2 separate regions of the Homo sapiens genome follow, and region 1 is linked to region 2. A link is an interaction called in ENCODE POLR2A ChIA-PET data of the cell type or tissue named here. Cell type or tissue: OCI-LY7. All regions are shown on one strand. Links, peaks and the distances in the headings refer to the core of each region. The heading gives the core; the rest is flanking DNA. Region 1 overlaps ASXL1 (ASXL transcriptional regulator 1). Region 2 overlaps KIF3B (kinesin family member 3B).

Region 1 (15,590 bases), core at 5,196-10,195, 54 kb before region 2:
TAAAAGGAAAACAGAGAAATGTGAGTTAAATAACTGGTGTCAGCTGGGTGTGGTGGCTCACGCCTGTAATCCCAACACTTTGGGGGGCTGCGGTGGGTGGATCACCTGAGGTAAGGAGTTCAAGACCAGCCTGGCCAACATGGTAAAACCCTGTCTCTACTAAAAATACAAAAAATTAGTCGGGTGTGGTGGCTCACGCATATAATCCCAGCTACTCAAGAGGCTGAGGCAGGAGGATCACTTCAACCCGGGAGGCAGAGGTTACAGTGAGCCGAGATTGCGCCACTGCACTCCAGCCTGGGTGATACAGTGAGACTCCATCTCAAAGATAACACAACACAACACAAAATAAAATTAAAATAAAATAAAATAAAATAAAAATAAAATAAAATAACTGGTGTCTTCCTGTCCATTATCATAGGCAAGACACTCACCAAACTAGCCCTTGGTCGACCACTATGCAAAACTTCCCACCACTTTCATCCTTTGCTGCTGAATCCTTTGGACAACCTGGAACAGTAGACATGACTACTGTCTGGCATTACTACATTAGTACTGGCAGTAAAACATAAAGGATTCCGGAAATAACGAAGATTTCTACATTTTTATTAGTCCTTAAAAAATGTACTTAACTGCCAGGCCTGGTGGCTCACACCTATAAATCCCAGCACTTTGGGAGGCTGAGGTGGGAGGATTGCTTCGAGTCCAGGAGTTCAAGACCAGCCTGGGCAACATGACAAAACCCCATCTCTATTAAAAATACAAAAATTAGCTAGGCGTGGTGTCACGCACCTCTAATTCCAGTTATTTAGGAAGCTGAGGCACAAGATTGCTTGAGCACAGGAGGCAGAGGTTGCAGTAAGCCGTGATCATGCCACTGCACTCCAGCCTGGGCAACGGAGCCAGGCCCTGTCTCAAAAAACAAAACAAAACAAAACAAAAAAAACAAACTACTTACTTCTATACAACAACTAGTCTGGATTGTTCAAAAATATCATGATTGGATACAGGATTTTAGGCCACAAAGAATAATTTTGAAATGAGAGAAAAATTTGAATATGGACTATGTATTATACACAATCATATCAATGTTAAGTTTCTTGAGTGTGATAACGGCATTGTGGTTATATAGGAAAATGTCTTTGTTCTTTTTTTCTTTTTTTTTTTTGAGACCAAGTCTTGCTCTGTCACCCAGGCTACAGTGCAGTGGTGCCATCTCGGCTCACTGCAGCCTCTGCCTCCTGGGTTCAAGTGATTCTCCAGCCTCAGCCTCCCGAGTAGCTGGGATTACAGGTGCACGCCACCACACCCAGCTAATTTTTTGTATTTTTAGTAGTAACGGGGTTTTGCCGCGAACTCCTGACCTAAGGTGATCCGCCCGACTCAGCCTCCCAAACTGCTGGGATTACAGGCGTGAGCCACTGCGCCGGGCTATGTCTTTGTTCTTAAGACATACTATCTAAAGTGCTCAGAGGTGGCTGGGCACGGTGGCTTATGCCTGTAATCCCAGCACTTTGGGAGGCCAAGGCAGGCCTTGAGGTCAGGAGTTCGAGACCAGCCTGACCAACATGGCAAAACGCTGACCAGATATGTCCCCTCGACCTTGGCCTCCATAGCTGTAAGAAATAAATTAATTTTCTTTATAAATTACTCACTTTTGGATATTCTAAGTAATGGAAAATGGACTAAGACTATGGTACTGCCTCAATTTTTCTATAGGTTTGAAATTTTTCAAAATAAATAAACGTAAAGTAAAAATATATATATATGTATTTAACACCACCTTGGATTAGGGTGTTTATTGGACAGACCTGAGTTCTCAAGTGACCAAGATGGTAATCAGCTGGTTCAGATCTTTGATATCCTTTCTCATCCATTCCTGAGTAACAATAAACTAAATGCCTGCACAACTTCTGGGAGAAGTGTGGTGTTGATGAGGCATATAACAAGAGACTAGTTAGTAATCACACATTCATGGCTGGAAATCTGGAATTCTTAAAACAGCCTTCAAAAAGAATAAGGGGCCGGGCACCGTGGCTCACACCTGTAATCCCAGCACTTCGGGAGGCTGAAGCAGAGGATTGCTTGAGGCCAGGAGTTTGAGACTAGCCTGAGGAACAAAATGAGACCCCCTCCATCTCTATAAAAAAAATTTTTTTTAATTAGGTGCAGTGGTGCATGCCTGTGGTCCCAGCTACTGGGGAGGCTGACAGGAAGATTCCTTAAGCCCAGGCGCTCAAGGTTGTAGTGAGCTATGATGGTGCCACTGCACCATCTAGCTTTAAGCCACAGAGCGAGACCCTGTATCTAAAAATAAAAAACTGGGTGAGCACAGTGGCTCATGCCTATAATCCCAGCACTTTGGGAAGCCAAGATGGGAGGATTGCTTGAGCTCAGGAATTCAAGACTAGTGAATTCCCACCTCAACAAAAACTACAAAAATTAGCTGGGTGTGGTGGCATGCGCCTGTAGTCCCAGCTACTAGGGAAGCTGGAAGGATTGCTTGAGCCCAGGAAGTCAAGGGTGCAGTGAGCCATGATTGTACCACTGAACTCCAGCCTGGATGACAAAGCGAGACTCTGTCTCAAAAAATAAATAAATACACACATATATATACACATATATAAGACATGTCTATATATAACACCATGGCAAGTGGTTCAAAATATATTAACTGAATGAAAGAAGCAATGATGAAATTTTTTCAAATATTAATTATTTAGGTTACAGGTATCTGAATTTTTTTTTCTTTTTCTTAAGAGTCTCTGTCACCCAGGCTAGAGTGCAGTGGTGCAATCTTGGCTCACTGCAACCTCTGCCTCCCGGGTTCAAGCAATTCTCCAGCCTCAGCCTCCCCAAGTACCTGGAATTACAGGCACCCACCACCATGCCCAGCTAATTTTCGCATTTTCAGTAGAGACAGGGTTTCACCATGTTGGCCAGGCTGGTCTCGAACTCCTGACCTCAAGTGATCCACCCACCGCAACCTCCCAAAGTGCTGGGATTACAGGCATGAGCCATCGCAGCTGGCCACAGGTAGAATTTTATGGATTACTTTCATTTTCTCTGTTGCATTTACGTATATTGCTTTTATAATAGGTCAAAAAAATTAAGGCACACACATAATTAACCAAGCTAAAATTTACCAAACCCAGAGGTAAGCATCCTTCATTCTGGCTCTGAGATATGAGCTAGATGCCAGATGCAAATCTAGGGACAATTTCATCAAAACTGTTCTTGAGATGGAGCTTCACTCTTGTTGCCCAGGCTGGAGTGCAATGGCACGATCTCAGCTCACTGCAACCTCCATCTCCCGGGTTAAAGTGATTCTCCTGCCTCAGCCTCTTGGGTAGCTAGGATTACAGGCGTGCACAACCACGCCCGGCTAATTTTTGTATTTTTCGTAGAGACGGGGTTTCGCCATGTTGGCCAGGCTGGTCTTGAACTCCTGACCTCAAGTGATTCACCCACCTCGGCCTCCCAAAGTGCTGGGATTACAGGCGTGAGCCACTGCGCCCAGCCCATCAAAATTATGAACAAGGACACACGAGGTGGCTCATGCATGTAAACCCAACACTTTGGGAGGCTGAGGTGGGTGGATCGCTTGAGTCCAAAAGTTCAAGACCAGCCTGGGCAACAAAGCGAGACTGTCTCTACCAAAAAAAAAAAAAGAAAAAGAAAATCATAAACAGTATTTATCATCAAATGTCAAAAGAATAATGAAGGCTGGGCGCGGTGGCTCACACCTGTAATCCCAGCACTCTGGGAGGCCGAGGCAGACGGATCACGAGGTCAAGAGTTCAAGACCAGCCTGGCCAACATAGTAAAATCCCATCTCTACTAAAAATACAAAAATTGGCCAGGTATGGTGGTGCACGCCTGTAGTCCTAGCTACTCGGGAGGCTGAGGCAGGAGAATCACTTCAGCCTGGGCGGTGGAGGTTGCAGTGAGCCAAGATCACACCACTGCACTCCAGCGTGGGTTACAGAGCAAGACTCTGTCTCAGAAAAAAAAAATAAATAAATAATAACGAAGTACAAAAATGTAGCCATTATTCACTAAATTCGTTCATTAAATATATATTTATTGAAGGCAACTATGTACCTAGTACTGTGGGTAATTAATAAAATACAGACTCTGCTCTCAAGGAGTTTACAGTCTAACTAGAGGAACCAACCAAGCAAACCATTAATCCATTAAAAGAGCACAACGAATATCAGAGAAGTGATGCCTATGGATGTAAAAGGCCAATGAACAAGATACTATGAAGGATAAGCAACATAAAGCCAAAGGCAGTTAAGATGAGGTACTGAGCAAATATTCAATTAGCACATCTCAGACACAAGCTGTAGACTAACAGACCACTCCCAAGCTTACAGCAGGTTCATACAATGGTGTTTATTCAAAGATATATTAAAATTAAGATGAAGGGGCCTGGTGCAGTGGCTCACACCTGTAAAATTAAGATGAAGAAATATAATTCAGTTCACACATAAAGCACGTACTATGCCAAGAATTCTGCCCAGAGCCAAATTACAAACACAAATAAAACTCAGTTCCTGCCCTTAAGGTACTCATAGAAAAAAGTAATTATCCTTCCTTTTAAAAACAGAATATACCATTAACAGGCATATTTGTAATAAACATATATGTATTAAATAATTATAACTATATATAATTACAGCATATGTAACAATAAGCTATATATGAGATAATAGAGGGCCAGGTATGGTTGCTCACACCTGTAATCCATCCCAGTGCTTTGTGAAGCTGTGGTGGGAAGATCACTTGAGGCCAGGAGTTTGAGACCAGTTTAACCAACATAGCAAGACTTCATCTCTAGGAAAAAATTTAAAAATTAGCTGGGGTGATGGTGTACGCTACTCGGGAGGCTGAGGTGGGACTACTGCTTGAGCCCAGGAGTTCAAGGCTACGGTGAGCTATGATTATACTACTGCACTCCAGCTGTGGACAACAGTGTGAGACCCTGTTTCTAAAAATATAAATTAATATTAAATTAAAAAATAATAGGCCAGGTGCAGTGGCCCACGTCTGTAATCCTGGCAGTTTGGGAGGCCAAAGCCAGTGGATCGCTTGACCCCAGGAGCTCGAGACCAGCCTGGGCAACATGGCAAAACTCCTTCTCCACAAAAAATACAAAAAATTAGCCAGGCATAGTGGTATGCGCCTGAAGTCCTAGCTACTCAGAAGGCTGAGGTGGGAGGATCACTTGAGCCTAGTAGGTCAAGGCTGCAGTGAGCTGTGACTATGATACTGCACTCCAGCCCAGGTGACAGAACAAGACCCTATCTCAAAAAATAGATAATATTAATAGAAAAATGCCATTAACAGGCAATTAAGAATGATAAACCTCAGATCATCATAAAGGCTATCATTTATTAAGGACTGACTCAATGCCAGGGATGCATATTCCACCAAAAAGAAGGGTTAAATCCCTCCCAGGTTACAAAGCTAAGTTTTTGTTTTGAGACAGGGTCTTGCTATGTGGCCCAGGCTGGAGAGCAGTGGTGTGATCACAGCTCACTGCAGCCTCCATCTCCAAGCTACCCTCCTGCTTCAGCCTCCTGAGTAGCTAAGACTATAAGCACACACACCACCACGCAAGGCTTTTTTTTTTTTTTTTTTTTTTTAATAGAGACAAGGTCTCATACTCCTGAGTTTAAGCAATCCTCCCGCCTTAGCCTCCCAAAGTGCTGGGATTACAGGCATGAGCCACCACAGCCGACCACAAAGCTAGGTTTTGGGCTCAGTGGCTCTGTCTCTTCCAAGGCTCGATTACAAGAAAAGCATACAAAACTGAAAGGAAAAAGACCAAACTATTGGATATAAAAAAATATAGAAAACAGCACAGACATCTGACCCCAAGATAAACTTTATTTATATATAAAGACCAAGTTTTATGGCTTCATGTTATATAGTTGGTATTTGTTCAGGTATTTATTTTGAATACAGTCCATCAAGAAAACAAAACTTAAAGGAAAAAGTTTGTACTGACTGCTAAAATTTATAACCCACTATGGAAGAACGAAAGGGTCAGCATCAAATTTTCAGTTTCTCCAATGTCGACAAGTCATCTTATGTCTAAATCAGGGGTCGACAAAGTACAGCCCCAAATCAAATCTGGCCTGCAGCCTGTTTTCGTAAGTAAAACAAACATTTGTAAATAAATTTTTTTTTTTTTTGGAACACAGCCATGCCCATTCATTTGGGTATGGCTGCTTTCCTACTACAATGGCAGACCTGAGTGGTTAAGACAAAGACAGTATGATCCACAAAACAAAAAAACATTGATTTTCTGGTCCTTTACAGAAAAACTTTGCAGACCCCCGGTCTAAATGATTACCATATATATCACAAATGGTGGAAAAATAATTAGCCTGTTCATTTCGGCCCTATTTAAGCTTTATTATGAACTCTACCTGATTTAAGTACTCTTACTTTATAATTACTGTCACTTAATTTCCACAAATATGTTCACATTTCAGTTATTTTCCATAGAGTAGGTCTTACATTAGCTGACCAGTAATTTATCCTTCACATCATTACTACAACAAAATCCTAATTAAGGCACATCTGTGGCCAGGTGCAGTGGCTCACGCCTGTAATCCCAGCACTTTGGGAGGCTAAGGCGGACGGATCACAAGGTCAGGAGTTCAAGACGAGCCTGGCCAACATGGTGAAACCCCGTCTCTACTAAAAATACAAAAATTACCTGGGCATGGTAGTGCACTCTTAGCTACTCAGGAGGCTGAGGCAGAAGAATTGCTTGAACCTGGGAGGTGGAGGGTGCAATGAGCTGAGATCGCACCACTGCACTCCAGCCTGGGCAACAGAGTGAGACTCCATCTCAGAATAAAAAAAAAAAAAAAAAAAAAAAGGCACATCTGCAATTATCCCCATAGTTATGCTTCAGTTTTGTACAATCTACAAAGATATAGACAAGAAAAGATGAACACACAAACAAGAGCTGCTATGACTAAATAATTTCTAATATCTGATTCATATTAGAACACCTCAAAGTGCCATTTAGAACCAACAGCATCTGGCCAGGTGCGGTGGCTCATGCCTGTAATCCCAGCACTTTGGGAGGCCGAGGTAGGTGGATCACCTGAGGTCAGGATTTCGAGACCAGCCTGGCCAACATGGTGAAACCCCGTCTCTATTAAAAAAAATAAAAAAATTAGCCGAGCATGGTGGCATGTGCCTGTAGTCCCAGCTACTTGGGAGGTTGAGGTGGGAGAATCACTTGAACATGGGAGGCAGAGATTGCAGTGAGCCGAGATCTCGCCCCATTGCACTCCAGCCTGGGTGACACAGCGAGACTATGTCTAAAAAAAAGAAAAACATCAGTGTCACCTGACTGCATATGAGAAATGCAAATTCATGGCCCCTATTCCAGACCTACCAGGTGATTTTTATGCACATTAAAAGTCCAAGAATCACTGCACCAAAAGAGAGTTCATATCACTTACCTTGAGCGTGAAAAGGCTGATTCGGCCAGGCAGTTTATAAAACAACCCCTCTCCTCCTCTTGAATTGGAATGTAGCATAGCATTGAGGCATGCGAGAGGGGAAGTCCCACTGTAAAACCACAAAAGAATGGATGAGGGTTATACAATCCATCTGCCTACTTAAAGACCTAATCCCTCCAACTCATTCTTAAATGAGAAGAAGCTAAGCAAGAAATACAGAAGAAAAAATCTCATGACAATTTCACTGTGAAAATAGTAAAAGAATAACCAAATGAAATTCACATAAATCACACTCAGAAAACTCTGGAATAAACATTATGTGATACCCGAAATCCATAACTAACACTTCTTCAGTGCTTTTTGACAATATAAATCAAATTTCCAAGAAATTTAGAAAAACCTCACAATTTTTTCAAGTTATATTTTAATAAGTTAATAAATTTTTAGTAAAATTTTACTATTAAAAGTTTCCTAGCCTCTATATTTCAATCTACATATCATACTCAGAAACTGCCACAGAATACTATGACAAAGAATCACAGAATCAATGGTGCTGTGCCAATAAAACAAGCAGAACTTTTTTTCCAGTTAAACATTTTCTAGTAAGTACACAAAAAGAACAGTATTTCATTTGTTTTTTCTCTGCTGGAAGTGGGGAGATTGAGTTTTATTCTGTATCTACCCAGGAACAATTATTTAAACCTAAATGCAAAAAGTAAGTCAAGTGGATTTAGTTCCCAGTAATGCTTAAAAAATAAACTGAAACAATGGCATACTAAGTTGTTTCATGGTCCCTGCCACAACAGCAGGTTACAAAACGTGACAATTCAGTGCAAAGGATGCTACTTACTGAATCTTTAAATAGAAAAGCTACCAAAAATATCAACAAATGACCATTATTAATATTAACTGAGTTTGGCACTAGCATATTAGTGCTAGGAGTCACCTGTGCACCCTCTCTTCCCTCTCCCCAGCATGTTAAAAAATATATAAATAGCTTAAGTAAGCCTCTTTGCATTTTTCAGAACTAGAAGCCCTAATTTATGCAGTGTTAAAAATAAATTCTGAGTCTAAAAAAACCATTAAAAAACTATTACTTATTTTGCCTTGGAACACACTGGATGCTAAAAAATTTTTCACCAAGAACCAATCTCTAAAAGAAACCCTATGCAAAATCTGGAGTATCAAGTGGGTGTGCTAGCATCTCTGCTACAAGGGGAACAGCATGCTGGCACAGCTCTTCTGTGACTCCTACATATTATACCTCTGTCTACAAATTACAGAGCTGCTCACTCATCATGAGCCATCATGACTGCTTCATAATTCCTCTAAGAACAAGAAGCAGAAACAAGTTAAGGTTCTCAATTCCATATGTCCCAAAGGGACTCATTTACCTTCTATAGGCAAAGTGGTCCAACAGCAGTGCAGACAGCAGCATGATGGGAAATAGCCCATAAAAACAAAAATAAAGCACAATTATAACACTACACAGTGGATAAGTACAAGTCAAATAAATGTGATGTAGACAATCTCAATCTTCCCTCCCCACAAAACATCAACTTGAGAACGTTTGAACTGACAACTGGAAAGTGAAGGCCTTTTGACCCTAAAAGGTCAATTAAAGCAGCTAAGTTTGACTAGCAAAAACATGAAGTTTGCTCTGAGTCCCAGGCAAGGACTGTGTAGTGCTCTCCTCTTTCCTCATTTAAGTACTTTCTTTGTTTTTTGTTTTGTTTTGTTTTTTGAGATGCAGTCTTATTCTGTTGTCCAGGCTGGAGTGCAGTGGTGCAATCTCGGCTCACTGCAACCTCCGTCTCCTGAGTTCAAGCGATTCTCCAGCCTCCGCCTCCCAAGCTGGAACTACAGGCTACAGGCATGCGTCACCATGCCGGCTAATCTTTGTATTGTTAGTAGAGACGGGGTTTTGCCATGTTGGCCAGGCTGGTCTCGAACTCCTGACCTAAGTGATCTGCCTGCCTTGGCCTCCCAAAGTGCTGGGATTACAGGCATGGGCCACTACCCCCAGCTTTTTTTTTTTTTTTTTTTAAGTTTGAAGTTAGGATGAGGAAAAAGAAAGATGAAAGATAGTCCTGGCTTTCAAGCCTGCAAATTCTATGTTTCTAACTTGTTACTTCTCCAGGAAAACTACACCATAAATTTGGAAAATAAAGGTCACCTCAAAATTTAGTAAATTCACATCATATATGACTGCAATTAGTAAGGGGAAAAAAGTCAGTGGTTTTTTATGTTGATGAGACCACTGTTCTTTTATTCTAAAAGAAAGAACTTCAGTGATACGGCATAGAGAAAAGGGTAGCGTTAGGCACAATAGAGGCTATCAGGTCTGAAACTTCCAAAACAGCACAAGAGAAAATGTGCCCTGACTCCTTACACAAAAAACAAGCTCTATGCCAAGATTTAAGGAAGAACAAGGAGATGGGGAAAGCCACTGCACCTCTAAATGAAAACAAATGGATGTTCACCCACTGCCACCCTCCACTGAGACGACACACAATTTGGGAAATGGATAGTTCCATCTCACTACCAGACACAGAAGCACAAATACATACACAGGTGTACTTACTCATATCACTACAACTACAGAAAGACACATATCCTATGAAACCCTCATGTTAAGCAACAAGAACAATACAAACCTCATTTCCTTTAGTCCTTCTGCCTCTATGACCTGCAGAATCTGTTTTGGTGTCATTGGAGCATCCGAGTAGTTTTCTAATACCTGAAGAAATATAAACGTCCTAATTTCAGTGTGCAATTTCCATTTATATCCATCCATCCATATATCATGGGCTAAAGTTATGCTATGAGGTACCGCTGGTGACAACTTAGTTTTTCCACAGTTAAAATTACTTCAGAAATCAAATTACACATATATCTAGTTACTGAAAAGTTACTGCAATTAACTGAAATGTTCTAATTCTCAATTCTAAGGATGCATATCTTCTCAGCATACATGGTATAGTATGCGAGACCTTAGCAACACTGGTTACTGTTCAGCTTGATGCTGTTAATACTGCTAAACCACAGAATATATAGTGCTGCACAAGAAATGTATGACACAGAAATGCATTCACATTTTCTTTCCCAAGGAAGTTTGATTAGTATATATATATACACACACACACTAATTTTTGTATTTTAGTAGAGACTAGAGCTAGTCTCGAACTCCTGACCTCAGGTGATCTGCCCGCCTCAGCCTCCTAAAGTGCTGGGATTATAGAAGTGAGCCACCACGCCTGGCCAAGTACCCATATTTTTAAACGGTGCTTTCTGCCACTGTGTTGTTAATTTGTGGTGTTAACTGCCACAGTACGTTCTGCCATCTGGCACATGATGCTATGATTCTGCATGACTGGTGCAATGAGAAACAGAATATCCCATTTATGTTAGCATCACCTATAACCAAGTCATGGCAGTATTGCAGTATTTTCTTAGTGTGCAACTGCAGCTCTCTTGCTTTAAGAGTTGTTTTAGATATGTTATTCTTCTAAAGGAAGAAAAAAGCTGTCAATATCTTTGTACTTTGTCTACCTGTGCAGCTACTCAGGGTACTCCAAATCAAGCTAACATCTTACAGTCCATTTAACTGCCATAGCCAAGTACTGCTGTCACAAGCAAAACATAAAGAAGTCTGATACGATGCTGCTGTCTACAGCCATACCACCCTGAATGTGCCCGATCTCGTCTGATAGGTCTGCTGCGGAAGGTACTCTCTATGGAAGAACATAAGACCTCAGCACCAAAGTCAAGGTTTGGAGAAGGTACTAAAATAAAACCCCTATTTCCCATGGTCCTATTCTTTGCTTCTCTTTTCAGATTTTCCATTCTCCATGGGTAACATTATCATCTCAGTTTCAGCTACTACCTAAATTCTGATAACTACCTAATCTCTACCTCTAGCTCTGACTTCTCCCCCAAATTTCAGATTCAAATATTCAGTTGTGTACTGACTATACCCCTTCATTATCTACTCTAATTCAGCTCTACTCTTAATTCATCTAATTGGCAACTCTAATTCACCTCTTCTCCAGACCCACTCTTCTTCCTGTATTCCCTACCTTGATTGACAGCCTGTATAATCACCTAATTCAGAAACGCAGGTGTCATCTTTCTCGCTCATCTGTCCGCCAAGTCCCAAAACCAGTCTCTTACCTGACCCAACACAACAGCCTCTTAATATTTATCCCTCCATCCAGTCCTGCTTTCCTCAAATCCATTCTGACTCTGTTGTCATCCTTCATTCAACAAACACATGGAACACGTACCTTGTGCCAGACACAATTCTAGGGATTCACAGTAAACAAGACCAAATCCCTGCTCTGGTAGAACTTACATGTTATAGACTGAGGTCAACCCAGCAAAGCAAACCTGCCCTCATCACTTTCAGCTCTAAAATCCTTCAACAGGCCAGGCACGGTGGTGCACACCTATAGTCTCAGCTGAGACTGAGGCAGGAGGGTCACTTGCTGCGCTCAGGAGCTCCAGGCTCTAGTGCACTATGATCGTGCCTGTGTATAGCCACTGCACTCCAGCCTGGGTAACACAGTGAAACCTCATCTCTTTAAAGAATTTAAAAAATATATATGGCTGGGTAAAGTGGGTCACACCTGTAATCCCAGCACTTTGGGAGGCCAAGGTGGGCAGATTGCTTGAGCCTAGGAGTTCAAAACCAGCCTGGGCGACATGGTGAAACCCTGTCTCTACAAAAAAATACAAAAAACTAGATGGGCATGGTGGCTCATGCCCGTAATCCCAGCTACACAGGAGGCTGAGGTGGGAGAATCATCTGAGCCCAGGAAGTGGAAGCTGCAGTGAGCTGTGATGGCACCACTGCACTTCAGCCAGGGTGACAGAGTGAGACCCTGTCTCAAAAAATAGTAATAATAATAATAGAAAGCAAATAAAATCCTTCAACAGCTCCTTAATCACATACTGCAAAAGCTGAAGCTTCCAAAGTCCACTGGCCCACCGGTAAAGAACAGGATCTAGAGTTAGATTCAAATTTTTACATTCTAAACTGGGGCAATTACAACCCAACCTGAACCTAGGTTCTCTTTTGAAGGATACTGATGTCTTCCTCTCGAGTTGTTGGACAGATTAGAGACAATGTAAGTAATGCCTACAATGTCTGGCACAGAGTAGGTGCTCACTGGCCTGGCATATGGAACCCTCACAATCTGGTCTCTGCCTCTCTACCCATCCACAGTGACACTCTACAAACTTTATGTTCCAATAATTTGTAGATATACCTAATTCCCACACGTTGCAAATACACACACTCCCTCTCACCCACTCTGACTCTTTCTCTCCTGCTATGTGTTGTCACCAGCTCCTGCTTATGCCCTCTGTGATTGGCCTAACTCCTAGTTACCCTTCAAGATTCAGCTCAGAAAGCACCTTCCTCCAGGAAGCCTTCCCTGATCTCTGCCAGGCAGAGGTAAATGTCTCTTTTCAATGTTCCCATTGTTTCATAACACATACAATTATCTTCCAAACCAGGACAGTTGAGAGTGAAAGGAGAAACTATGACTAGACAAGAGGCAGCAACTGGGATATCTGTTTATGATTTATACAACTATGATAACACGTATCATGACTGTAGTAAAATTCTGTTCCTGCGTCTGGACCTTCTTCATCCCCAGAAGACCATAAGCCCTGAGGGGCAAACCTTATCCACCTCTGTATTCCAAGAACCTAAGTGCCAAGATGGGCAGTACTGACTTGAACAAACCTACAATAAACCCTGGAACAAGCTACTAATGTTCACTGCCACAGATAACATTTCTTTGATACTAATTAAATGAAAGCTGAGCTGGCGAATTTTTATATCTTTTTTTTTTAAGAAGCATGACTCAAATAGTAACTACCAATTATTTAAACAGCAATCAGAAATAGCCTGAGAATTTAAGACAGGGGAAACAGAATCTCTAAAGGGAAGTTACATCAAAAGATACAAAGTATTCTTTTTTATTAAAACTGTTTATGCCTCCAGCTCTTGGTATAAGAACAAGTCAGCAGTGTTCTATTCCTAGTCTCTTTCTAGACTACATTTTTTTTTTTAAGTATCTCTTCTCTTACTTCAAAGGGGAAAAAAATGTTTGATGTAAGAACTGGTCAGTCATGAATCAAAGTAAAAGATAAAGCATACAACAAAGAGTTTCTCGAAGCCAGGGAGAATCCATTTAGCGTCCTCGATTTAAAGGGAAATCCCCTTGGCTATTTCTCCCAAACAAACTGTTTATAACAAGTTGGAGGATTTATATCCACTCAACCACATAAGGTCTACTTCTTACACCTAGAAAAGACAATACTACAAAATGTGTGAAAGAAAGACTATTTTTCAACAGCATAATTAACATCTGCAAAAATCAATCTCCTGGGGTACACTATACTGAAATTCTTAAGAATCTTCTTTCCTCTACGAAAGGTTTTTTTGTTGTTGTTGTTTTGTTTGTTTGTTTTTGAGACAGAGTCTTGCTCTGTCGCCCAGGCTGGATGGAGTGCAGTAGCTCGATCTCGGCTCACTGCAAGCTCCGCCTCCCGCGTTCACGCCATTCTCCGGCCTCAGCCTCCCGAGTAGCTGGGACTACAGGCACTCGCCACCACGCCTGGCTAATTTTTTGTATTTTTAGTAGAGATGGGGTTTCACCGTGTTAGCCAGGATGGTCTCGATCTCCTGACCTCGTGATCCGCCCGCCTCGGCCTCCCAAAGTGCTGGGATTACAGGCGTGAGCCACCGCGCACAGCCTACAAAAACAATTTTTAAAAGGATTCCCAGTAACACTCTAGTCACCAATCTGAGTGGGGTCAGGAGCAATCTGAAAGCGTTCCCATGGAAGTGCATACAATTGCCATTGCAAGCACTCCAAATTCACCTGCCCAAAGAGAAGTGTTCAGGTGTTCTAATCAACTGTCCTACGTTCCCTCCTAGTCAAGTTTCTCTCAGTCCAGTGTACGCTCTCACAAATTCTCCAGTACAGTGTTACAGCAACTTTTTTTAAACATTAAGAGGACTGGTTTTTTCTTTTGTTTTGTTTTTGAGACAGAGTCTCACTGTCGCCGCTGGAGTGCAGTGGTGTGATCTGGGTTCACTGCAACCTCCACCTCCCGAGTTCAAGTGATTCTCCTGCCTCAGCCTCCCGAGTAGCTGAGGTTACAGGCATGCACCATCACCATGCCTGGCTAATTTTTGTATTTTTAGTAGAGACGGGGTTTCACCATGTTGGCCAGGCTGGTCTCGAACTTCTGGCCTCAGGTGATCCGTCTGCCTCGGCCTCCCAAAGAGCTGGGATTACAGGCGTGAGCCACCGTGCCCGGCCTGGGACTCTTAAAAAGTTCCCCCTCACCTACCATCCAGTCCCATTCAAAGAAATGGAAAATTCTAAAACAAAAAACACACACAAGATACTCAAATTGCATATCACATTCTCAACAAGTCCTTTTTCTTTTTTTCTTTTTTTTTTTTTTTTGAGACGAGTCTTGCTCTGTCACCCAGGCTGGACAGTGGCATGGCCTTGGCTCTCTGCAACCTCCACCTCCCAAGTTCAAGTGATTCTCCTGTCTCAGCCCCCTCAGTAGCTGGGATTACAGGCGTGCACCACCACACCCGGCTAATTTTTGTATTTTTAGTAGAGACTGGGTTTTACCTTGTTGGCCAAGCTGGTCTAGAACTCCTGACCCTGTGATCCACCCACCTCGGCGTCCCAAAGTGCTGGGATTACAGGCGTGAGCCACAGCGCCCAGCCTCATTATTTTTTTAGAGTCAGGGTCTCCCTCTATCACCCAGGCTGGAGTGCAGTGGTACAATCAATCATTGGGCACTGCAGCCTCCAACTCCTCGGCCTAAGCTATCCTCAGCCTCCTGAGTAGCTAGGACCACAGGTGTGTACCACCATGCCCAGCTCATTTTGTTGCTGTTGTTGTAGAGACCGGGTCTATGTTGCCCAGGCTCATCTCGAATTCCTAGCCTCAAGTGATTATTCCACCTCAGACTCCCAAAGTCTCGCAAATCCTTTTTCACATGTATAACAGCACCACAAAGTAATTCCTACTCATAGGCTGGGCGCGGTGGCTCAC
Region 2 (14,296 bases), core at 8,925-13,924:
AAGCAAACAGCACAGAGGTATAGGGTACTGTGAGAAAGAGGCTGACTCACTGTTTACTCAAAAGATATAAAAAGAGATATAGGCCAGGCACGGTGGCTCATGTCTGTAATCCTAACACTTTGGGAGGCCGAGCCAGTGGATTGCCTGAGGTCAGGAGTTCGAGAACAGCCTGGCCAACATGGCGAAACTCTGTCTCTACTAAAAATACAAAAATTAGCTGTGTGTGGTAGTAGGCACCTATAATCCCAGCTACTCAGGAGGCTGAGACAGGAGAATCACTTGAACCCAGAGGGCAGAGGTTGCAGTGAGCCGAGATCACACCACTGCACTCTGGCCTGGGCCAAAGAGCAAAACTCTGTCTCAAAAAAAAAAAAAAAAAAAAAAAAAAAAAAGAGAGAGAGAGAGAGATAATAATGAAAATAGACTCCTTAGAAAAAAAAATATTTTGGGGAGCTAAAATTTTCTCTTTGACATTTCAGAAACTATTTTTTATAACACATATTTGGCTTTCTTCTGGTTACAATGATTCTATTTATTCATTAGAAAATGTAAAAAACAGGCCAGGCCCAGTGGCTCACACCTGTAATCTCAGTGCTTCGGGAGGCCGAGGTGGGTGGATCACCTGAGGTCAGGAGTTCGAGACCAGCCTGATAAACATGGCAAAACCCTGTCTCTACTAAAAATATAAAAATTAGCCGTGCGTGGTTGACCTGCACCTGTAATCCCAGCTACTTGGGAGGCTGAGGCATGAAATTCACTTGAACCTGGGAGGCAGAGGTTGCAGTGAGCCAAGATCGTGCCACCGCACTCCAATCCGGGTGACAGAGCAATACTCTGTCTCAAACAACAACAACAACAAAAAGAAAATGTAAAAAACATAATCACCCACAATTTCACTATCCAGAGATAACTATTATTATTATGTTGGTATATTTTGTCCTGATCTTTTTCTAGATGTACATACCTGCAAAGAGGACTGACCGACACACACATTTAATTAATTAATTAGTTTTTCTGGAGACAGAGTCTCACTTTGTCGCCCAGGCTGGAGTAAAGTGGCGCAATCTCAGCCCACTGCAACCTTCGTCTCCCAGGTTCAAGCGATTCTCGTGCCTCAGCCCCCGGAGTAGCTGAGACTATAGACACATGTCTCCATGCCCAGCTAATTTTTTTGTATTTTTAGTAGAGACAGGGTTTCACCATGTTGCCCAGGCTGGTCTTGAGCTCCTGAGCTCAGGCAATTTGCCCACCTCAGCCTCCAAAAGTGCTGGGATTATAGGCATGAGCCACCGCACCTTGCCTACATTTAATTTTAAGGGCTCTTTTCCAAATTTAAAATTTGATCATTAAAAGAATCCCTTTGAAAACTTCTTCTTTGGCCAGGCATGGTCATTTTGTAACCCCACTAATGAAATAATGGATCCAGACAAAGATCATCTGTTGGCTGAAACTATTAGCTCCACATTTCTCAGGCCAGGCTGCACATTAACGTTACCTACAGAGTTTTGAAAAATATCTTGCCCAGACCTCATGAGAGACCAAGAGTTCTCAAAGTGCATTCACCAAACCAGCAGAAGCAATACCTGGAACCTACTAGAAATGAACATTCTCAGGCCCTGCCCCAGCCTTTCTGAATCAGACTCCGGGTGTGATACCCAGCAATCTGTGTTTAACAATCCCTTCAGGTAATTCTGATGCCTGCTAAAGTTTAAGGACTACTGCCCTAGACCAATTAAATCAGAATCTCTGAGGTGGGGCTCAGACATCATTAATTTTTAAAACTTCTCAGTTTGTAGCCAAGGTTGGGAACCCGTGCTTCAGAGATAGCTTTCAGTTAGAGCTAAATAAAGGGGATAGAGATACAAGTTAATTGACACCATGAAGAAAGAGACCAACAAATCCAGAATGTAGTATATTTCTTCTTTTTTTTTTTTCTTTTGAGTTGGTGTCTCACTCGGTCACCCAGACTGGAATGCAGTGGCATAATCTTGGCTCACTGCAGCCTTGAACTCCTGGGCTCAAGCAATCCTCCTGCCTCAGCTTCCCAAGTAGCTGGAACTACAGGCACATGCCACCACTCCCGCCTACAATGTGGGATATTTCTACAGGCTATCTGATTCAGTCTTTTCAACAAGTCAACTATGAAAAATATGTATATATATACTTTTTGAGATGGAGTTTCGCTCTTGTTGCCCCAGCTGGAGTGCAGTGGCACAATCTTGGCTCACTGCAACCTCCGCCTTCCAGGTTCAAGCAATTTTCCTGCCTCAGCCTCCCGAGTAGTTGAGATTACAGGCGCCCGCCACCACACCCAGCTAATTCTTGTATTTTTAGTAGAGATGGGGGTTTCACCATCTTGGCCAGGCTGGTCTTGAACTCCTGACCTCATGATCCACCTGCCTCAGCCTCCCAAAGTGCTGGGATTACAGGTACGAGCCACCATGCTCGGCTGAAAAATATTTTTAAAAATAAAAAGAATTGGCTGGGCGTGGTGGCTCACTACTCGAGTAGTCCCAGCTACCTGGGAGGCCGAGGCAGGAGAATCACTTGAACCTGGGAGGCAGAGTTTGCAGTGAGCCGAGACCGCGCCACTGCACTCCAGTCTGGCGACAAAGTGAGACTCTGTCTCAAATAAACAAATAAATAAAATAAAAAATAAAAAGAATTGCCTCAGATTAAAATAAGTCTAAGAGACTTAATAACCAAATGTAACATGTAGTCCTAATATGTAGATCTTAAAACGAGCAAACCAAGAAAATCTGAATGTGGATTGGGTACTAGAAAATACTAAGAAACTTAATTTTTTTAGGTATAAAAATATCATTGTGTAGACAAAAATCAATTATATATAAATATAAATATATATAAATATATAAATATAAATATATAAATATAAATATATAAATATATGTAAATATATAAATATAAATATATAAATATATATAAATATATAAATATAAATATATATAAATATATAAATATATATAAATATAAATATATATAAATATAAATATATAAATATATAAATATAAATATATATAAATATAAATATATGTATATATAAATATGTGTATATATATAAATATGTATATATATAAATATGTATATATATAAATATGTATATATAAATATATAAAAATATATATGAATATGTATATAAATATATAAAAATATATATGAATATGTATATATAAATATATATAAATATATAAAAATATACATATAAATATATATAAATATATATAAATATATATATAAATATATATAAATATATATATAAATATATATAAATATATATATAAATAAATATATATAAATAAATAAATATAAATATATATAAATATATAAATATATATAAATATATATAAATATATAAATATATATATAAATATATAAAAATATATATATAAATATATATAAATATATAAAATTTTTTTTTTGAGACGGATTCTCGCTCTGTCGCCCAGGCTGGAGTGCAATGGCGCAATCTCGGCTCACTGCAACCTCCGCCTCCAGGGTTCAAGCGATTCTCTTGCCTCAGCCTCCCAAGTAGCTGGGATTATAGACACCCGCCACCACGCCTGGCTAATTTCTGTATTTTTGTAGAGACAGGGTTTCACCATGTTGGCCGGGCTGGTCTCAAACTCCTGACTTCAGGTGATCCGTCCACCTGGGCCTCTCAAAGTGCTGGGATTACACGTGTGAGCCACCATGCCCAGCCAGTATTTTTATATACTAGTAATTAATATTCCAAAAATAAAATTAAGAAAACAATGTCATATACCATAGCACCCAAAAAACCCTTAGGTATAAATTTAACAAAAGTGTAAGAATTATACACTGAAAACTACAAAACATTCTCGAGAAAAATTAAAGAAATAATAAATAAATGGAAAGACATCTCATGTTCATGGATCTGAATACTTAATACTGTTAAGATTACAATATTGCCCAAATTGATCTACAGATTCAATGTGATCAATATCAAAATCCCAGCTGGCTTTGTTTGCAGAAATTGACAAGCTGACCTTAAAATGTAGAGGCATACCTCAGAGATACTGTGGGTTTGGTTCCAGACTACTCCAATAAAGTAAGTATCACAATAAAGCAAGTAACACAATTTTTTGGTTTCCCAGTGCATATAAAAGTTATGCTTACACTATACTGTAGTCTATTAAATGTATAATACCATTTTGTCTACAAAAAGTATAGACTTTAAGAATACTTTATTGCTAATAAATGCTTACACAGAGACATGAAGAGAGCATATGCTGTTGAAAAAATGGTGCCAACAGACTTGCTTTATGCAGGGTTTCCACAAACCTTCAATTTGTAGAAAATGTAATATCTGTGAATTATAACAAAGCAGAGTGCAGTAAAACAAAGTATGTTTGAATATGGAAATGCAAGGGACCCTGAACAGTCAAAACACTCCTGAAAAAGAACAAGGCTGGAGGACTCACACTTCCTGATTTCAAAACTAACAAAGCTATAGTAATTAAGACAGAATGGTACTAGCATGAGGATAGATATATAGAACAATGGAACAGTATTGAAAGTCCAGAAATAAATAAATAAATGCTTAATTACGGTCAACTGACTTTCTTTTTTTTTTTTTTGAGACAGAGTCTTGCTCTGTTGCCCAGGCTGGAGTACAGTGGCATGATCTCAGCTCACTGCAACCTACACCTCCCAGGTTCAAGGGATTCCTCTGCCTCAGCCTCCTGAGTAGCTGGGACTACAGGTGTGCACCACCACACCTGGCTAATTTTTGTATTTCTAGTAGAGACAGGGTTTCACCATATTGGCCAGGGTGATCTCGAACTCCTGACCTCAGGTGATCCACCCACCTCGGCCTCCCAAATGCTGGGATTACAGGCATGAGCCACAGCGCCCGGCCCTGACTTTCAATAAGTATGCCAAGACAATGAAATGGGAGAGAAAAGCCCTTTCAACAAATGGTGCTGGAACAACTAGATATCTGCATCCAAAACACTGTACTTGAAACCCTACCTCATACCATACACAGAAATTAACTCAAATGGATCATAGACCTAAATGTAAGACCTAACACTATAAGCCTCTTAGAGGATCTAAGAGAATGAAACATGCGTCCACAAAAGAAACTTGAATATGAATGTTCACAGCAGCATTATTCATAACACCCAAAAGTAGAAATAACCCAAATGTCCATCAAATAATGAATGGATAAATAAAATGTGGTATATTTATACAACAGAATATTATTTGGTCATAAAAAATGAATAAAGTATTGATACATGCTACAACATGGAAGACTGTTGAAAACACTATACTAGCTTTGGCAACACAGCAAGACCCATCCTTATGAAAAAATTTTAAAAAATTAGCCAGGTGTGCTAGCATGCAACTGAAGTCCTAGCAACTCAGGAGGCTCAAGCAGGAAGATTACTTGAACCCAAGAGGTCAAGGCTGTGAGCTATGATGGCACCACTGCACTCCAGTCTGATTGACAGAAGAAGGCCTTATCTCTAAAAAAAAAAAAAAACTAACAAAACACACACATGCACACACACACACACACACATATGAAGAAAGCAGTCACAAAAGGCCACATTATTCCAACATTATTTCATTTATAAACTTATATGAAAGGTCCAGAAAAGGCAAATCTAGATACAATACCAAAAGTAAAATAAACAAAAGAAAATACAATTAAATTGGGCTATATCACAACGGAAATCTTTTGTGCTATAAGTAATACCATCAAGAAAGTTTAAAAACAACTCAGAATAACAGAAAGCATCTTCAAATCATGAATCTCATGAGAAAGTGGTATTCATAATATATTAATATAAAGAACTCTTAAAACTCAGCCGGGCACAGTGGCTCACGCCTGTAATCCTAGCATTTTGGGAGGCTGAGGCGGGTGGATCACCTGAGGTCAGGAGTTCCAGACCAGCCTGGCCAAGATGGTAAAACCCCGTCTCTACTAAAAATACAAAAATTAGCTGGGCATGGTGGCACATGCCTATAGTCCCAGCTACTCGGGAGGCTGAAGCAGGACAATCACTTGAACCCAGGAGGCAGAGGCTGCAGTGAGCTAAGATCATGCCATTGCACTCCAGCCTGGGTGACAGACCCAGACTCTGTCTCAAAAAAAACTCTTAAAACTTAATTATTGGCTGGACATGGTGGCTCATGCCTGTAATCCAAGCACTTTGGGATGCCAAGGCAGGTGGATCACCTGAGGTTAGGAGTTCAAGACCAGCCTGGGCAACATGGTGACACCCCATCTCTACTAAAAATACAAAAATCAGCCGGGCATGGTGGCGGGTGCCTGTATTCCCAGCTATTCGGGAGGCTGAGGCATGAGAATCGCTTGAACCCAGGAGGCAGAGGTTGCAATGAGTCAAGTTCACGCCATTGCATTCCAGCCTGGATGACAGAGCGAGACTCCAACTCCAAAAAAAAAAAAAAAAAAAACAAAAACAAAACAAAAAAAAACTATATATATACACATATGTGTGTGTGTGTGTGTATGAAATATATATATTTCATATATATACGAAATATATACATATATATATATATGAAACAACCCCATTTTAAAATGGGGTAAAGGATTTGTATAGATATTTCTCCAAAGACATACAAATGGCCAATAAGCCCGTGAAAGGATGCTCAACATCATTAGTCATCAGAGAAATATGCAAATCAAAACTATAATGAAGTACCATTTCACACTCGTTAGGATGTCTATGATAAAAGAGACAGGAAATAACAAGTGTCGACAAGGATGTGGAGAGGCCGGGCATGGTGGCTCACACTTGTAATCCTAGCACTTTGGGAGGCTAAGTCGGGCAGACTGCTTGAGCCCAGGAGTTTGAGACCAGCCTAGGCAACATGGTGAAACCCCATCTCTACAAAAAACACAAAAATTAGCCAAGTAGGGTGGCATGCCGCTATAGTCCCAGCTATTCCAGAGGTTGAGGTGGGAGGATCGCTTGAGCCCAGGAGGTGGAGGTTGCAGTGTGCTGAGACTGCACCTCTGCACACCAGCCTGGGTGGCAGAACGAGACTGTCTCAAAGAAAAAAAAAAAAAAGAAGATGTGGAGAAATTGGTGGTAGAAATGTAAAATAGTGCAGCCACTGTGGCAAACAGTTTGGCATTCTCTCAAAAAGTTAAACACTGAGTTACCATATGACCCAGCAATTCCACTCCTATGAATGTATCCCAGAGAAATGAAAACACACATCCATACAAAACCTTATACATGAATGCTTATAGAAGTATTATCCATAATAGCCAAAGACTAGAAATAATCGGAATGTATATAAACTGAAAAATAAATAAATATGTGTCCTATTCATACAGTGCAATATTATTCAGTCATAATAAAGAACAATTGATGTTGGGACTACCAGATATCTGTTGATCCATGCTACGGCATGGACGATCCTTGAAAGCGTCATGCTAAGCAAAAGACACCAGGCCAAAAAGGCCACACAGTGTGTGATTCCATTTATATGAGATGGCCAGAATAGGCAAAGCCATAGAGACAGGAAGCAGATTAGTGATTACTTCGGGTTGGGAAAGGGGGTAATGAGGAGTGACTACTAACTGGTAGAGTTTCTTTTAGAGGAGAGTAATAAAAATGTTCTAAAATTAGATTGTAGTGGTGGTTTTATAGCCCTATGCATATATATGCTTTTAAAAAAACACTGATTTGTATACTTTATCATTTTTTAATTTTTTTTTTTTTGAGACAAGAATCTCGCTGTGTCACCCAGGCTTGAGTAAAGTGGTGTGATCTCAGCTCACTGCAACCTCCGCCTCCCAGGTTCAAGAGATTCTCCTGCCTCAGCCTCCTGAGTAACTGGGATTACAGGTACACGCCATCACACCCAGCTAATTTTTGGATTTTTAGTAGAGACGGGGTTTCACCATGTTGGCCAGGCTGGTCTTGAACTCCTGGCCTCAGGTGATCCACCTGCCTCGGCCTCCCAAATGCTGGGATTACAGGCATGAGCCACCATGCCCGGACTGATTTGTACACTTTAAATATGTGAATTGTATGGTATGTGAAGTATGTCTCAATTAAGCTTTTTTAAAAACAGTATTGTGGGCTGGGTGTGGTGGCTCACACCTATAATCCCAGCACTTTGGGAGGCTGAAACAGGAGGATTGCTTGAGCCTAGGAGTTTGAGATCAGCTTAGGTAACATAGAGAGACTCTATCTCTATAAAATTTTTTTTAAAAATTAGCTGGGCATAGTGGCACACACCTGTAGTTCCAGCTACCCGGGAGGCTAAGGTGGGAGGACTGTTTGAGCCCACAAGTTACAGGCTGCTGTGAACTGTGATTGTGCCACTGCACTCCAGCCTGGGTGATAGAGCAAAACTCTGTCTCAAAAAAAAAAAAAACCACTGTGATCATATATATATATATATAAGTATGTAGGAGTGAGATAACATGAGGTTAAGATTTGCTTTAAAATATTTTTGTGAAAGATAGATGGCAAAAGCTTGTTAATCCTTGAATCTGGGTGATGGGTACTTGGGTATTTATTATACCATTCAGAAAATTGTCACAATAAAAAGTCAAGTTAATAAAATATTCCCTCTTATCATCAGACAGATGTAAGACCAGAATCTTTAAAAGCTTCGAGAAGGTAGGGTTAGAAGGGAACTTGGAGATCACCTGATGAAGTCATTCAGTTAACAGATGGGATCCAGAGATGGAAAGTGACTTTTTCAGGAATGAACAGAACATGGGGTGGCAGGAGATGAGCTGGAGAAGGACCTGTCCTCAGGGCTATTTCTTTTTTTGTGTTTTTTTCTCACTCCGTCGCCCAGGCTGGAGTGCAGTGGCACGATATCAACTCACCGCAATCTCCACTTCCCGGGTTCAAGCGATTCTCCTATCTCAGCCTCCCAAGTAGCTAGGACTACAGGCATGCACCACCACGCCCAGCTAATTTTTGTATTTCTTAGTAGAGACGGGGTTTCACCATGTTGGTCAGGCTGGTCTCGAACTCCTGACATCAGGTGATCTGCCCGCCTCCGCTTCCCAAAACACTGGGATTACAGGCGTAGGCCACCAAGCCCAGCCAGGGCTGTTTCTAACTAAACAAACGAGATCAATGACTCAGCAAGTGGCTTGGGGGCACTATGGAAGGCCTGGCACTTACTTGAGTTTCAGCTCCCTGGTGAGCTCATTCTGAGTCTGCTCTAGCTCTTGGCGCTCCTTGATGTGTTCTTCTTGGAGGTCATGGATCTCAGCCTTCACTGCCTGAAGCTTGGAGAAGAGCTGGAATGAGGGGAGAGGCAGGTGAGGAGGGTGTCTGTCCAAAGGGTAGAGTTCTCCCTTTCCCCAAGTCTCAAGGCAACTCCATCTGGCCTCATTCCTTTCATACCTTTTTGAGTTTTTTGGTCTTGATGTCCACCTCTTGCTGCAATGAGCTGTATGTCTCTTTAAGTTCCAAGGTCTCCTCATCTCGACTTTCCATCTGTTGCTGGATTTCTCTTTCTCGACGTTTCTGAGCAACATGACAAAATTCATCAGCTTGCCCTAGAGACTGTGTCTATGCTGGGTTCCCCAAGCTAGGATCAGAGTCTCCAGCTAGGATGAGGCAGACACACCTTGCTCTCATTCTCTTTGAAGAGAGTCTAATATGAGACGTTTGCTCTGCAGCATAAACACACCTTACCTCACCCATTCTCCCTGAAAAAGAATGAAAAGTTACCTGCTCTGCAATTTCCTGTCGTTTCTGCTCCAGGATTTTCTGCTGTTCATTCGTATGATCTACTATATTTTTTCCTCCAACAAGCAACTTACTCTCCATGGCCTGAGTGAGAAACAAAGTAGAATCCATCTCATGAACGGTTTCTCTCAGAACATAATTCCTCACAGGGGAGCCTGTGAAAGATAAAGAGCTCAGGACTGAGCCAAAAGGGACAAACTCTGGGAAAAAATACACTGTGCTCAGCTGTGCCCATCCATCACTGGTGAGGGACTGGGGCAGCTTCACTAGAGGCTTCTTGGTAACACTGAAGATACAGTTTCTTCAGATACATGAATTTCAGCTTTAACAAATTTTTTTTTTTTGCTTGTTTCTACAAAGTATTAACCCCACTTAGAACATATTAAGCAGACCCTTTATGTTAGGTCCTGGGGATGCAATGTGAGTGTGAATCACAAAGCTCCGAGTCCACTGAGGAAAACAGACAAGCAAGCAGGCTTTAACCATATGGCGCCAGATGCCATCATGAGGAAAGGACACAGTAATTCATGGGAGAGGCACACTGATGGGATAGAATTCAGACTCTGTGGGGATTTTTTAAAATTTTTTAAAGACAGGGTCTAGTTCTGTCACCCAAGCTGGAATGCGGTGGCACGATCACAGCTCACTGCAGCCTTGACCTCCTTAGTTCAAGCAATCCTCCCACCTCAGCCTCCCAAGCAGCTGGGACTACAGGTGTACACCACCACACTTGGCTGATTGGTTGATTGACTGATTGATTGTAGAGGTGAAATCTTGCTATGTTGTCTGGGCTGGTCTTGAATTCCTGGCCTCAAGAGATCCTCTGCCTTGGCCTCTCAAACTGCTGGGATTATAGGCATGAGCACAGCGCCCAGTCAGAGAATTCAGACTTTTAGAGGGAGTCAGAGAAAGCTTTCTGTCTGCAGGGCCAGATACACAGACAGCTGAAGTTAAAAAATAGGAATTAGGTAAGAAAAAAAGATTGTTTTGTGAGGGGAAGGTGGGAAGTGATGAAGTTGACCTAAATCCCTGTCAAGGAGACTAAACTTCTTGATCCTGAGAAGTTCGGGGAACCACTGACATATTCTTTTGAGCATGAGGCTACACAATCAGATGTGTGTTTTAGAAACATTACTCCCCTGCAATGGGAAGCATGGCAAAGGACTGGCAGGATGGAGGGAGACATGACAGGAAGCCACTGCAGGGGTCTAGGCCTGGGCTAGGCCTCCTCCCTAGTTGGGGAGGGCAGAGTAGATGAGTCCAAGAGACCCTGATGAGGCAGGATCCAAAGGCTTTGGGACGGCCTGGCTGTAAGTGAGAGGGAGTGGCTGCTGGCAAGGATAACTCCCAGGGGTCTGGCTTCCCTGAGATAAGGAAGGCAAGAGCAGGCTCTGAGTGGCTGTGAGCATCCCAGTGGGCAGAAGGTTATTGGGCCTGGATGGCAGGAGACAGTGCTAGGCTAGACATACAATGGGCCTGGATGGCAGGAGACAGTGCTAGGCTAGATATACAGATTGGGAGCCTTCAGCATTTTGATAGGGGCTGAAGCCATGAGAATGATTTTGACCTAAAAAGTATGGGACCCCAAAACTGCACAACTTTTAAGAAACTTATAAACCTCACTGGAGCTCTGCTGCCATCTTTCAGTGAGTCCTCTGAGCCTGTTTCCTCACCTCTCGAATGAAGGGGCTGGACTAGATTGCTAAACTCCACATACATACCTAACAATACCTAACCACTCTAACATTCTTTTTTTTTTTTTTAGATGGAGTCTCGCTTTGTCGCCCAGGCTGGAGTGCAGTGGCATGATCTTGGCTCACTGCAACCTCTGCCTCCCAGGTTCAAGCAATTCTCGTGCCTCAGCCTCCCAAGTAGCTGGAACTACAGGTGCATGCCACCACACCCAGCTAATTTTTGTATTCTTAGTAGAGACAGGGTTTCACCATGTTGGCCAGGCTGGCCTTGAACTCCTGACCTCAAGGGATCCACCTGCCTGGGCCTCCCAAAGTGTTGGGATTACAGGCGTGAGCCACCGCGCCCAGCCTCTAACATTCTTTTATGATTTCACAGCATCCAGGGATTGAGAAAGACAGAAATAATGTCATTCTCCATAGTCAAAATGTCTAAGAGATGCAGTGACCTTAAGATGATGCTGAATCTTGCAGACTCAGCCTCTGAGAGTTCAACTTTCTCTGAGGGGTTGTTTAGAGAATCTAGGTGCTCCTGGCCTTGAATAACAGATCTGATCCTAAAAGACAGTATGCAAGTCAAATATGGGCATACCCAGGCCGGACATAAGGGTGCGGTGGCTCACGCCTGTAATCCTGACACTTTGGGAGACTAAGGTGGAAGGATTGCTTGAGTCTAGGAGTTCAAGACCAGCCTAGGCAACATAGTGAGACCTTGTCTTTACAGAAAATCAACAAAATTAGCTGGGCATGGCAGTGCACACCTGTAGTCCCAGATACTCGAAGGCTGAGGTGGGAAGATTGCTTGAGCCTGGGAGGTCAAGGCTGCAGTGAGCCAAGATCACGCCACTGCACTCCAACCTGGGTGACAGAGTGAGACCCTTTCTCAAAACAAAACAAAACAAAACAAAATATGGGCACAGCCAGTCGCGCTTACTGTGCAGCAGTGAGAAGGCATGAAGTGCTTTGACATAATGGCATCTCAGAACCCCTCCCTGGAACAAAGTTACCTCCTAATTGTGTTGTATACGACTCCATTTTCACATCAGGTCTTAAAAGTGCTAGAAGGGACTTTCAAGGTTTTAAAACCCTGCCTCTGAAGTAAAATAGCACCCAGCTCTGTGAAAGGGCTACTATGAAGCCACTGATTAAAACAAACAAACAAAAAAACAGTACAGCTTCATACAGTAGGGGTAGGAGGGAGGCAAAGATAACTTGTAATTTTAAAATTTATAAACATGGAGACATTTTAGGATAGAAATCAAAGTTTGCATGAATTCAATAAAACAGAACTGAACATTTCCAAGGAATTCTGCCTTGTGGTTAGCCAGTGGCCATCCTCAGCCTTCCAAGTCTACCTTTGCACTCTCCTCTGCCATTAAAGCCCAGTGGAAGCTCAGAGTCCAGGCAACTGCAGGCATAGTGCATTGCCACCAGAAAGAAGGCTCAAAACAATGGGAGCCTCAGCACTCCAGAATGCTAACTAGCCATTGGGTGGAAAATGGAATGGATGTAAAGAAATATATTAGCACACAGGGGTTGGGAGAGGAGGCTGACTATAAGAAAGTAGCATGAGGACATTTTGGGGGTGATGGAAGTGTTCCTTATCTTGTGTAATCAGGGTACTGCATACTGAAACTGCACTGAGAGGCTATACTATATGCAAATGTTAGTCTGATCATCACAAGTGCTGGTAAGGATGCGGGGCATCCAGAACTGATACCCTGCTGCGAGGTGTTTCAATCTGCACAACCACTTTAGAAAACAACTTGTCCTTGTCTAGAGAAGTTGAAGCTGCAAATACCCTAAGACCTAACAGTGCCAAACAAGACAATCTTGCACGTCCATGTTCTCCTGAAGCCAAGCACAAGAGCATTCACAGCAGAAACTGGAAACAACCCATACACCAGGAGAATGGAATACCATGGAATACTTGGAACAGTAATAATGAGTGAACCACAGCTTCAGGCATCAACATGGATAAATCTCATGAACGTAATGTTGCAAAAATAAAAGCAAATGGCATGAGTGGGATTCCATTTACATAAAAGCAAAAAATTATATGAAAACGAAACCATGTTTTCTTTAGAAATATACATGTAGAAAGTAAAACTATAAGGAAAAGCAAGGAAACAATAAACACCGAATTCAGGATGATGGTTATCTGTTGGGGAGGGAAACGCAAGGAGCTACTAAAGATATAGGTATCAGCTGGGTGCAGTGGCTCACGCCTGTAATCCCAGCACTTTGGGAGGGGGAGGTGGGAGAATCATTCGAGCCCAGGAGTTTGAGACCAGCCTGAACAACATAGTGAGACCATGTCTCTACAAAAAATTTAAAAAATTTAGCCAGGCAAAGTTGCGTGCCTGTAGTCCTAGCTACTTGGGAGGCTGAGGTGGGAGGATCCTTTGAGCCTAGGAGGTCAAGGCTGCAGTGATTGGGCCACTGCACTCCAGGGTTGACAGAGCAAGATCCTGTCTCAAAAAAAAAAAAGAAAGAAAGAAAAAAAAAAGCCGGACACGGTGGCTCACGTCTGTAATCCCAGCACTTGGGGAGGCTGAGACAGGCAGATTACCTGAGGTCAGGAGTTCGAGACCAGCCAGGCCAACATAGTGAAACCCCATCTCTACTAAAAATACAAAACTTAGCCGGGCGTGGTGGCAGGCACCTGTAATCCCAGGTACTCTGGAGGCTGAGACAAGAGAATCACTTGAACCCGGATGGCAGACGTTGCAGTGAGCCGAGATCGCGCCACTGCACTCCAGCCTGGGTGACGAGAGTGAAACTCCATCTCAAAAAAAAAAAAAAAAAGAAAAATGGATGTTGTTCTATTTCTTACACTGGGTGGGGGGGTACGTGGGT

What was found. ChIA-PET counts read pairs that join two places held together with the same protein. Peaks named below come from ENCODE experiments on the same cell type or tissue, not always from the same donor. Only the 100,000 strongest peaks of a DNase experiment are listed, where the experiment ranks them.
Region 1: POLR2A ChIA-PET joins it to region 2 with 6 read pairs; 14 of 35 experiments call an interaction of 5 or more read pairs at or near these places.

What each region holds. Positions count from the first base shown.
Region 1 is chr20:32,361,027-32,376,616 of GRCh38, reverse strand. ASXL1 (ASXL transcriptional regulator 1) reads right to left here. Exons shown (of 13, transcript NM_015338.6): 2 at 10,151-10,233; 3 at 8,888-8,890; 4 at 7,494-7,602. Among named protein-coding and RNA genes, the nearest start is that of ASXL1, 10 kb to the right of the region's middle. RefSeq lists an enhancer at 7,268-7,377. In OCI-LY7, for the core only: no CTCF peak of the experiment used is centred there; a DNase peak (open chromatin) is centred at 7,446; H3K4me3 peaks cover 3,012 bases; H3K27ac peaks cover 3,229 bases.
Region 2 is chr20:32,311,752-32,326,047 of GRCh38, reverse strand. It overlaps KIF3B (kinesin family member 3B), which reads right to left. Exons shown (of 9, transcript NM_004798.4): 3 at 9,729-9,830; 4 at 9,399-9,521; 5 at 9,174-9,292. Among named protein-coding and RNA genes, the nearest start is that of ASXL1, 39 kb to the left of the region's middle. In OCI-LY7, for the core only: no CTCF peak of the experiment used is centred there; no DNase peak of the experiment used is centred there.